2 separate regions of the Mus musculus genome follow, and region 1 is linked to region 2. A link is a contact called in ENCODE Hi-C data. All regions are on one chromosome and are shown on one strand. The core of a region is the stretch at or near the end of the contact, and the rest is flanking DNA. Distances in the headings are between cores, read along the strand shown.

Evidence for each region. A loop is a pair of places that touch in the nucleus more often than their neighbours do.
Region 1: a loop to region 2 is called in a map of v-Abl transformed pro-B cells, with 4 times the contacts of the local background. The contact joins two enhancer-like sites. A Hi-C loop is called at or near these places in 2 of 37 maps with a recorded cell type or tissue (T-helper 1 cell and v-Abl transformed pro-B cells).

The regions. Positions count from the first base shown.
Region 1 is chr13:109,920,147-109,926,346 of GRCm38, reverse strand. The region is part of intron 8 of Pde4d (phosphodiesterase 4D, cAMP specific); the gene reads right to left. Among named protein-coding and RNA genes, the nearest start is that of Mir1904, 19 kb to the right of the region's middle. Within about 2 kb of position 3,355, at least 1 of the 3 ENCODE cell types and tissues checked has a DNase peak (open chromatin) inside an H3K27ac peak, as active enhancers do.
Region 2 is chr13:109,235,664-109,241,769 of GRCm38, reverse strand. All of the region lies in intron 3 of Pde4d (phosphodiesterase 4D, cAMP specific), which reads right to left. Among named protein-coding and RNA genes, the nearest start is that of Mir582, 86 kb to the left of the region's middle. Within about 2 kb of position 2,287, at least 2 of the 3 ENCODE cell types and tissues checked have a DNase peak (open chromatin) inside an H3K27ac peak, as active enhancers do.

The sequences.
Region 1 (6,200 bases), core at 2,106-4,605, 680 kb before region 2:
AAATCCTTTGTTTCTATTTTAATACCGTCACACTCTAAAACTTAACAAAGTCTAAAATATAAATCTGACTGAAGGAGGGCGGGAGTATCTGAAAGTTCATGGCTCTGTCTGGATATAGAATGCAGTTATGCATACAGATTCCAGTTTCTATATTCTGATCAGAAGAACATTTTTATCATCCCAGATGAAGCCGAGAAAGAACTGAATAGCTTTTAGGCATGCAGAGCTGAAACTGAGAGCAAGCCTACCTTGTTATCCTGAGGGCTAAAATGTACTGGACATTCTTGTGGGAAAGCCAACCTTTTCTATTCTGCTCGACATGGTATTATTCTGTGTAACTTTTATCCTAAGAGATCTTGTGGGTGAGAAACAAGAGAAATTCATTGCTCTTAGTCTATTGCAAAGTTCTGCATAAGGTCTATATTCTTGTCACTCTGTCCTTCTAGGACTCCCTGCCGTGGTTACTCTACAGCACCCTACATCATCTCTGCCTCCTGGTTACTCTATGGCGCCCACCCTGCCCCAGGCCTGCCTCAGTATTTTTCACCCTAACACCTGTCTAGCACAGCAGTCCTGCAATGTCCTTTTCCATAATTCCAGGTACTTTCAGCCAACTCCGTGCTGAAAATGCTAAATGGAAGACCCCAGAAATATTCTCAAGGTTTTAATAACACTGATGATAGCAGACTGTTGCTAATATTCTAGTGTATTTTTTATCTTTTTTTTTTTTTTACAAAATAGTTACAGTTTCACATAACTAAGAAAAAACATACAGCCTATATAGGGTTCTGTACTATCCACTTCGGCAGCAGGGGGCCCGGGAGAGAGGGAGAGCCTGAAACACACCCCAAGGGTGAGGGTGGTAAAACACATCCCAAGGGTGAGGGTGGGAAAGGCCTTCTCTGCCTCTGATATTACTATCAGGTCTTTTGCTGCTGGGGTTCTCAGACACTCATCACACCTTTGGGTTCATTTCCTACATTCCTCTAACCCCCAACCCCACTTCTCCACCAGAATAACCCAGCAGAACACCCCTCGCCTCTCCTCTGTCCTCCATTTTTCTTACCTTTGACATATCCTGCCTTATTTGAAGACACTTTGCACTCCCTCCCCAGGCCTGTTTCTGCGGGTTTCTCTGGCCATGCCTTTCTTTGCCTTCTGTTAAGGCTTCCACTCTGGCTGGCCACGGGCTGCTGCTTCGGGCCTACGCTTCTTCATGACGACTTCTCGCCTGAACTTCGGTACCACGTTTCCAAACTCACCATACTCTCCCATTTCAAATGTCCTGCCCTAACGTCACCTGGAACTTCTTCAAAACCGTGAACCGTTTTTCTATTTAAAGTAGTCCGTATAACTACTCCAACTGCAGTCACTGGGCCCGTGTTTCTTCCAGTGCCTCAGATGAAATCTGTGACTCTTTCTGTCCATTCAGTGGGTATCTCGTGTGAGTCACAAGCTATCAGGTGTTTAACATAAATCATCCAAGCGAATCCTTGAGTAACCCTAGGGTGTTCCCTTCCACCAGCCTACTCCTCTTCTTCGAAACATTGTGACCAGTCCTGTCTTCTGTAAGATACCATTTAATCTGGTCTGTTCCTTCCTGTCTCCACTCTCAACACGTTAATCCGAATCATCACAGAGGCGGAGAGCAGCTTCGGTGTCAACGCCCCTATCCCCCACTTCCACGCACAGTGAGACCTGGGTGGGAAAATGGTTTTCCCCACTGCACGCTGATACTCAGGATATGGATTTCAACTTGAACTTGAACGCCTTTAGTACCCAGCTTCTGCAACTGTGCGTCAGAACCCCACATGAGACTGAATGCAAGGTCACAAAGTTTTGCAACAGTACAACGTTTCTGAACACACAACAATAGAAAATCAAAATCAAGTGCACGATGAATCTGAGGCGTCTGGTGTCACCTGGGTTGTATATAATGTGACTTCATAGGACCCTGGCTAAGACTGCACGGTATGCATGCTCTGCACTGTGAGGTAACACCACAGAGCAATGCTGGAACAAATTTGGCTCAAATCAGGTTATATGTTATTAATTGCCAGGCTTTTACTCTGCACACAGTGAATCCAATTACACGAAACACACTTTATATTTTTCTGCCATTCTTGGCCAAGTTAACTATCAAATTGAGTAGCTTTGGGTTGTATTGCTAGTGATTTAGAAACTACTATTTGAGTTGCTGCCTTGAGTGGTCCTGCTTTTTAAGCCTTGCGACACATTTTGTGTGATTGAGATTAAAACACGATTTCCTTTTTTCAATTGCCCCTAACCACATTTCTGCCACGTTGTACTCTGTGTATTTATTATGCAAAGGGGTGTTGCTGTTAGTATTGAGGATTACAAAACTAAACGGCTGATCAACTCCAAATCACACTGAAGCGACTGTGCATCCTACAGTATCAAACAGCCACAACTTGACTCTGCATAAAAAATCAAACAATCAGATCCATCCACCAGCGTGCAGATTTATTTTATTCTTTAATAAGTTAGGGAAAACCTGTTAGGCACACCAAGAAATCATTTTACAATGCAGCTCTTTGTGATTATTATCAGTAAATTTTAGGTTAATACATTTATTTTATAGACCCATATGTTTAGGGTCACGTGAAGATTTCTCAGTCACAGGTCACAAGTGGGTTAAGTTTAAGAAGCCTCACTTTAGCATACAGTCCGAACTTCTAGGGTGCCCACTGCAGCAATTTAATCTGCATAGAAATACCCTAGCAAGCTGTAACATTCTACAGTGACACTGAGCTGGCCTTTGTGATCAAATGACTCTCTGACTGTGGCATCCAGATCACGGGAGGCCTTACACATTTCACCTTGCTGCTTGAACGTGCCACAGTGCCGATATGAAGGAGAGTCTGAGGAAGTCATGTGGACTTTGTGGAAGAGGAGAGGGACAGAGGGAACAGAGAGCAGCCCCAGGAAAATCTGCACACATTTCAGTTACTAACCAGGGGAGTTTTCAGAGGCTCACAGCCCGGGAACACCTGATCGCAACACACCCCAACACCCCCGACCTCACACCACAAGATAGGAAACACCTTTTGAGATAGGGCCATGAAAAGGTAATCAATGAACAACACACCTGGGCTGTAAAGAGAATAGCTGTCACACAGTCAGGAAGCCACAGACAGGGCTGGGATCTGAAATCAGACAGTGTGGCTTCACAGTACTCTCAAGTGACAGAGAGTAAAGTACCTCATAGCACTGCACACAGCAGGCAGTACTGCCTGTGTGTCGACGGAGGACGATCGATCGTATATGGAAGAGTCGAAGGCTGACTTAAAATGGGACAGCATTCAGTAGGGCAGGGAAGGGCTGGGGGAGGTGTACGTACGTGTGGGCGTGTCCCACGGGACTGGCTCTCACAGCACCTCAGACTCAGGGAGGTCGTCTTAGCAGCAGTAGTTTATCACACAGCACTCAGGAAACTGAAAACATCTGATCCTATATAACCAATCATATTCGTTTTATACCCTTCTACATAAAAATGAAAGACACAGAGGGAGATGTGTAGTAGCCAGGAATAAAGTCAATATTAAGTAGGTGCTTACATATACTGTTAACGCTTAGATTATATTGACAGATGAAAATGTGATTATTAATTCCTCCATACAGAATTCTGAGGCATAACTGAAATTCAGACGCTAAATTCAAATAGCTATCACAAACTAGGGAGCCTCTGTTTGTTTTTCAAGTGCCTTGAGATAGTTTTAGGGGGTGTCAATAACAACCCAGAATTCGTTTATAATCAATCCTTTAAATTATATAATTTAGAATTTACTTTCACATGATAAAAACTCTTTCCTGAGAAACTCTATTAAGAAAACCTGACCGCTAGTAGATCCACTGAATCTATTTGTATTTGGCGCCCCCTAGTGATAAACCACATGAATTTGACTTAACCAGCTCTGAGGCCCAGACTGGCATCACAGACAAAATGGGAGGGTTTGAATAGGGAACGAGACTAAACCAAAACATGACAAGGCAGAGGCCCAGAGAGATCAAATGTACCATTTCATAAGTGGTATCTGCTCTTGAGAGTATCATAAACATTTAAGACTGACCTTTAAGACCTAAGTCATCCTCTGAAACATCCAAGACTAAACCATGACCTGATTTTTTTCCCCCAAAATGACTTTATTTAAAACAGCAAATAAATACCCGAAACACTTATTTAGAAAGAGTCTGACACCGTACGTACTATGTCTGTTGAGGAGTTCCTGGAACCAAATTAACAGGAACCTAAGTTGATGTTTGTATTTTCATTTCTTGGCTAAGTGGATTGACTAAGACACATTAACATATGTGGTGGTTTGAATGAGAAACGAGAATATCACGCATAGGCACAGATTTCTGAATACTTGGTCCCCATGGGTGGTGGAGTTTGGGCTGTCTGAGCTTGTTTAGAGGTATGGCCTTGCTGAAGGAAGTCTATCCTAGGAGCAGGCTTGAGGTTTAAAAGCCACACAACTCTTCCTGGCCTCTCTCTGCTTCCTGCTTGCGGTTCCAGATAGGAGCCCTCAGTTTTCCTGCCCTTAGCCACAACACGTCTCTTCTGCCATAATGGAACACCGAGTCAAACAAAGCCTTCCTTCTACCGGTTGCCTTGGTCATGGTGTTTTACTGCAGCAAGAGAAGTGACAAATTCACACAGCGTTCTCCATTCATTGATACAGCTTGGATTCATATAGGCAGCTGTGTACATCCAAAGCTATTTTGTCAGCTTAGCTGAAATCACCATCATCACGGCTATCCCTAGCATGACACTGGCTTCACTGAGGAATAATCAATGCAACTGGCCAAAGGCCACATGAAGGGAGGCGTCTTTGCTTCTACGTGTGAACGGAGGAGGTCAGCCTGTCACCGGTGGCACATGGCATGATTTTATGCAAAGGATGTGCTACAGACTCCATCAGAGCAAACGCCGAACTGTTACAACTAATTAGCAAAAACCAACGCCTAAGAGGATGCTCTCGCTCCGCATCGAAAAGACAGACGATGCTCACTGGGTGCTGACTCTAGTCCATGTTCTAGATCTGCTGGCCAAACCCAACCATTCTCAGAAGCCGTGTGCTTTCCGAGTCTGGCCACTCTTGGGAAGTTTTGTCCCTACTCACCGGTCTGTTCTCTTTCTAGTCGGGGAGAATCTGCCTCCCATTTTTAGCACATGAACATTCCCCTCTCGTAAGACGGGTTTGGGTCTAAGGCAGAATTTCCCAGAATGCAATGTAAAGAACATCTATCTTGTAAAACACCTTCAGATGATGTCCACTGTGAAATTGTCATTTTAGACACAAAGCGAAGCATTTATGAAGGTTATATACATTAACATAGTCGAAAGATGTACTATGTATGGTATAAGAGCTATACTATGTAACCTGGTTTATATTTACCTTTTATTTAACATTTCCCAAACTAACTTTACTACTGAACCCTTCTTATGACCAGCAAGTAGCAACAGCCCACAGCACTGAAGTTTCATAGAGCACTCCTCCAAAAGTAACAGACTCCCCGCACTAGATACAAGTAATTTTTAATAGACATTCACTTACTATCTCCACAGATGACTGTTCAGTAGCTACCTAGGAGCGGAGAAGCAATAAAGCGGCAGACCAAGTAAGTAAACAAGTAAACAAACAAATAAACAAATGAGAAGAGGCCAAACATTAAAGTCAGGAAAGCTCCCCAGGTTGAGAACTGAGACGGGACGCAACGACCTAGAAAGAGACAATTGCAGTGCTGTTCAAGAAGTGTGTGCACAACCTGTCTATCAACTGGGAAGACATCAATGCGGGTCATGCAAAGGCTGGAGAAAGAGAGGGGGGTGGAAGATCAGGGAAGATTGGCTGATGGACAGCAGCAGGAGTTCTGGTGTACCCTACAGAGTATGCCATGTATTTCAGAAACCTAGAAGACAAGACGTGTTTTCACCACAAGGAAGTGCAAAAGAGGTGTATTTCACTTGATTTAAGGGTTTCATTAAGTAGGCATGTTTTGTAATATCACATGATGGTATCCTATTAGTACGTACAGTTTTTTTTTTGGTTTTATGTATCAATTAAACACAGTGTCCAATTTTAATAACTAAAGAAGACTTGAGGCAGAATCCACCATGCAGAATGAGGCCACGAGGGAGGACACAGAGGCATCCTGGAAGGCTCCGAGGAGATGGT
Region 2 (6,106 bases), core at 1,038-3,537:
TAACCAGGTCACTGAACCAGATTATACTTAACTGTACTTTAAAGTCTACAATTAATCTTTTATATACTCTATTTTTTAATGATAAGTTTGAAGTGATAATAAAGAAGTATACCAGTTAGCAGTTAAAATTTGTATTTGACTCCTGCCTTATATGCACACCCCTTCTTTATGCAGATGTCATTAAAGGACTACAGAAGCTACACTAATTGAAATAGAAGAGCTGTGTGTATAGGCAGGTAACTTTCATTTGATGGTTAAGAACATTAAGATTCATCTTCCAAATGCATCATGTCAAGCCCAGAGTTTGGAATGATACTAACAGACTGAATTAGGAGATGATACAAATCATAACCGCTGGAAGAAATATAGGCTGAGTTAAATATGTAACACTAGTATGCACAGTCTAACACTCACCTATAGCAACTAGCTATGTAGAAAAACCAACACGTACAACAATAGAAAAAAGAGCAAATGGAAGACCTTTAAAAATAATTTGAGGGTTTTAAAACAATTTTTTAAAATGCATATTAATGTAAAAATAAAAAAAAAAGACTCGGAATATTTAGAGGATAGTTTTTGAAAAGGTCTGGTGACTGGCCATTCTAAGGTTTAGTGTTTTGTTCTGGAAACTACTCCTTGTGTGGAGAAATGAGCCAGGCACATGGTGCTTAGCCCAGTAACCAAGTCTTAGCTGTCTGAAGGAAAAGGTCACCCTGCACAGGACACAGGAGCAGCTGAGATTTGAACGCATGACCCCACAGGAGGACATGGGGAGAGCACAGAGCACCAAGTGTAGTGACACTGGACAGAATCTGGCACAGACACGACGAGAAAGAGAAATGCTCATGCGTACTGGCGCAGAGGCGGAATGGAAGCAAGGTGTGCTGGGAAGGAAGAGGTGGGGGATGGTAGTGTCTGAGTAGCGCCATGGCCTCCTAAGCCTTGGGGAGTCTGGCTTGGGTCTGGTGGGAGAGCATAAGGCCCTCAAACCTGAACTGGGAACGTTGAGCTATCTTTAGGAGGTCCCGGAAAAAGTTAGATGGACGGCGATGGGAACTGCTCCAGTGGTGTGGGGGAAAGCAACTGGAGAGTAGAGGTTGTACCCTTTGGTGCTTAGGGCTAGAGATAAAGGCAAGGTAAAGGGGAGGAGGGGTTAGAAAGTTTATTTATTAGAAATTTATTACAGGTAATAAGGTGAGTTTTATAAAGAGAAAATTAAAAAAGATGAAATCTAAAATACAACATAAATATGTGTATATATATGCAATATACATATACTAATATATGTGTATTATATCATATACATATACATACACATACACATACACATACACATACACATACATATATATGTGTGTATATAACTTCTAACCAAAAATCCTATTGGCAGAGAGTCAGTGTGCTCCGAAATCAGGATTTGCCTGAACAGATAACAGTTTTCTCGATGGGAACAGAGGTGTTGGTGGGAGAAAGAATAGCAAACTGAGAATCCTCATTCAAGGAAGACTGTCCCAGGGTTGGGAATGACAAATTGTCTCACACAGTGACAATTGTTTCCAGAATAAAAATGAGCAGAAATCCTGTGCTCAGAAGGAAGAACCAACGGCGGCCAGCACTGAGAGGCAAGCGAGCAGCCTCGTGAAGCCTGGTGTCCGCCTGAGCCACAGCCCAGTAGATCAAGCTGCCTGGGCAGGTGTACACGTTGGGCCATTCTGTGTTCCGAGGAAGAAGCTCTTGAATCACGGAGTCAGCGTGAACTCTGTACTCTACCGTATGCGTGATATGCTGTGTACAGTCTGTGTTTCTTGTTGTGCTAAGACTCAAGGTGTTCTGGCTTCTTCTGGATGATAATTAATATGACTTGGAATTATTGCACTTTTATTGGTTTCCCTGCAGCCATACAGTGTACTTAATGAGTCATTATATTTTCGCTTTTATACAAGTGAAAACTCATTTTCAATGTGAGCGAAAAATCATGCCCCTCTATATGTGTTATTTTTCTAAGACGAAAATGAGTCCTTAACTTAATTCCATTAGCCTTGTGTCTGTGGAAGTTTTCTATTTAGTGGCCTCCTCTGTAAGGAGGGAACTGGTGCTCTTCTAGGAATAGAGTTAGATCCGGGTTCGGCTTCACAAAGAATCAGTTCCGGCGCTCTGAGCTCTGTGTATCCAGAACTGCCGCTCTCATTAAAAAAAAAAAAAAAAAAAAAAAAATTGAGTGCCCTGAGCTAACATGGCATCCCGCAGCACAGCCAGTTGAAATGAAGCGGCAGGAAGTGCTCTTTGGTGGGAGTAGGGAGGGGGAAGGGAGAGGAAGTGACATCGTTCCTGTGGGCTCTACTCCACACCAGTGACAGAGGCGCTTGAAGCCCCAGGCAGTTTAAAAAGAACTGAAGAGCACAGAGTATCTCAATGCTCGTCAAAAACAAAGACACGGCAGCTACAAGGGACAGTAAGTAGGTTTGACATAAAGCCCTGAGAACTAAGACTTATAATCATGCATTTTCAAATACTCAAAAAACGAAGTAATGATGGGCATATTTAGAAATGTCACATTTTAGCCTGGGGAGGAAGAAGCCACTTCCCCCACCCCCACCCCCACCCCCACCCCCTCTTAGTGATTGGCCCAGAGTTAAATTTGTCATGGAGATGCTGAAGACTAAATTCACAATTTTACCCATTGCAAAGTCTTCAGGACTTTGTAAAAATAAAACCTGAAACAAGAAAATGACCTCAAGGGTTGAAAAGAAAAAAAAGAAAAAAAAAAAAAAAAAAAAAACGAATAAGCCGTTTCCCAGGAAAGAAAGATTACAGCAAAATCATTGTAGTGTGTATGGAAATTTCAAAGGGTGGTGAAGTGTATTCTGATGCCCAAAGACAATAACAGGATGCTGACCAAAGCTGTTGAGCTGCAAGCAGCTCACTCACCTCAGGACCTACGGAGCCATTGACGTTGCTTTTTCTCTTTCCTCTTCCTCTCTTTGTCCTTATCTTTTTTTTTTTTTTAACCTTTTGCCCTCTGCCTTCTCCTGTCCTCTGTCTTTCTGTTTGTCTTTTAACTGAGCCTAATATAAAATTCATGGTAGCTGATAAGGAAATCCATCTTATATCACGAAAGACTATCCTTCACGTTAACCCTGGACAGGTATAATCTGCCATTTCTTCTGTTCACTTTATTTTCATTGGATGCCATCACAATTCTTCAAAGCTAACCCCGAATGAGTATGGGGTGGGGTTGGGGGAAAACACATACGTGTTACCAATACTCTGTGCAGAGGAAAATGCTCCCCAGCTCTGTGGAAGAAATACTTCTGGAATGCAGCCTCAGACCTGGGGCCCTTCATCCTGTTTATCAAAGCATGATCCACTGTGGCACGTTGGAGGAAACAATGTCAAAAGAAGAATGGGATCCAAGAGAATTCAAGCACACCTCTTATTTTAAAATTCTCCATTAAGTGGAGCTCAGTTCTTTGTAATGCACACACAGTCTAAATACGTTGTCCTTGGATGGAGAACACATCAATTATTAAAAGCCACAAGAAGAAACATTCTACTTGATCTTAGCCAAAGGCTAAAAAGCAGTGACTGTGATAGTGGGAGGGGAGTTCACAGTGTTCAGAGCAGCACAAAGCCACCTTAGAGAACCTGTAGGGGGAATTCTGGCTCCTCTCAGCAGATGGCATTGAACACTTCCTTTAACCTCAGGATCCTGTGCAGCAGAATTCAGACACTGTATCGCTAAGCTTCTTAGAGAAAGAACAACTGGTGGTAAGGCCTAGGCTAAGGCCCCCTCCCCCTATGTCTGTGCCCAAGACTATTCTTTTATATTATGAATGTTATCTGCAGTACTTACTTTATTTATTTCAATACTATTTTTTAGAGTATCTTCTCCATTACAATCAGTCATAAGCTGATCCCAATAAGTTATAAAATTAAATTTTCAAATGTAATCATTAAAAAAAGAAGAAAAAAAAATCAAGTCCCTGCCTCCAAGTTAAAAGCTTCAGGAAGGAGGGGCCTGTCCTGGACTGAGAATCATACAATTTGAATATTTGAATACAAGCTTATCTCTGCCCCTTGTTCCTTAGAGGGCTCTAGGCAACCCACGTAAGCCCCAAGCCTGAACTCTCATATCCTTCCCCACAAAGCAGGAATGGTCCTATTTGGAGATGGTTTGAGTGTGGAAGTGATTAGGAGTGGATAAGGTCATTAGAGTGCAGCGCCCATGACTAAGTCCCGGTGGATTTTAAGAGCAGTGAGACTCTACTAACATTCATATAGATGCTCATTCTTGTCTCCGGCCACCTTGGGACTCAACCTACAAGTAGGCCATTCTTAAACAGTGTTCCTTGCTCAAAACCAAAACTCACATCAAAGTCCACCTCACTTCCTGTTAACTTATCAACTATATTATCTTACGACAGAAAACAGGCTAATGTAAGGGCTTACATTTGTGTCCCATATGGTATACAGATCAGAGGGCCAGCCATTAGAGAAAGTGCCCTGGGAGTGGGGAGAAATATGGCTTCATGGCCAAAGTATTTCCTCACAGTTGTGTGTACCAGGTATGGTGTGTCGTTTCAACATGCAATGTCTAAGTATGTAAAATCTGCCTTATACAGATTCTCGAGGTCACAGATGATTATGCAAGAGAAGAAAGGACAGGAAAAAAAATTCTGCTAAGGTTGGTAAAGGTGGTGACCATTGTTCCAGTTAACTGACAAGAGAGATTTGGATATGCTACCTGAGAAGTCAGGGGCCACTCAAGTAGATGACAGCTGTCTCACCGTGTTGATGGAGAAGGATAGTGTGTTTGCGGATAGCCTGGGCTATCACACTGTGACCCTGCCTGAAAAATCTTCAAACACATTAAATCAATTCATTTCTTTTTATTAGTTATAACATTAGGTATTTGAAACCCTGGCCAAAGTACCACGTGGCCGGCATTGTGCAGAATATCTGGAAAGAGGAAAGAGATGAGTGGGTGTCGGGGGAGGCGAGCAAGTGTAGCAGGGGACTAATATAATAAAAATAAATTATATAAATGTATACAATGTCATAATTATATAAAATTCACATTCAGTAGTAGAGCTAAAGCCATGTGTATGTATATGGTGCATCGGTGCCTCTCTGCATCGAGAAGAACTAGCACAGAGTGAAGGAAGGAATTAGGGTCCTTATGAGGGGACAGGCACTGCTAACAGATAACCAATGTGTGTGGCCTATGGCATGGAGATCTGTGCAGCACAGGATGAGAATGGCCAGTGGTAAGAGGGACGGGAGCTGAGTAAGCTTGTGAAGGAGTTCAGATACATTCTACTGTAAAATATAGTGCCACCAAGGGGTTTCCAATGGAGGCATCCAATCCAGGTACTTGTAGGTAGATGGTTTTGGCACCGTGTTAAATGATTGCACAAGGGTGACAAAACAGATGGGTGACTAACATGCAATGATGTGGCTCTGGCTGAGGGTAGTGGAGGCCTAAGGAACAGGGCTGAGGGGGTTGGAACACACTGATTGGCTGAACTTGGACTTGGGCCTAGAATGGAAGGAGGTGGCTTTCTTTATTCAAGCTCCCACGCAGGAAGACTAGCAATCACATTTACAGAGCTAAGGAAGATAGGAGGCTGCTTGTTTTCCAGGAAAGTGTGGCTCTGGCAATGAGCCGCAGACAGAGCAGCAAATGAGCACTTCACTAGGTGGCTGCCCAGTGCGGGATGAAGCATTTAAGGACAGATTCAGGGGGCTTCTGTGGCTCCCTGGCCAACCCTGCAGATAGAGATGATCCTATAGAAGTGATGGACTCAGAGTGGTTTAGGAACCACTGCTTGAATCCTACCCTGAGCTCAGCATTGAATATTGGAAACTTTTGTCAGAGTAAATGATAAGATCTTGATTTGACACAAGATGCTTTTCCTTAGTTGAAACTTCAAATGGTGGCCAAACCCCCAAATGAACGTAATTTGTCTTTATGATTTATGTTTGTGCTGGCTTGATAATAATCGTTAGGTTGTAAAAATCTTTCTGTGAATCAGAAATCAGCCTGAGACTTGTATTCATTATATCCAGTGTGCTGAAGTTATTAGGGAACAGCTTAAGACTCAGT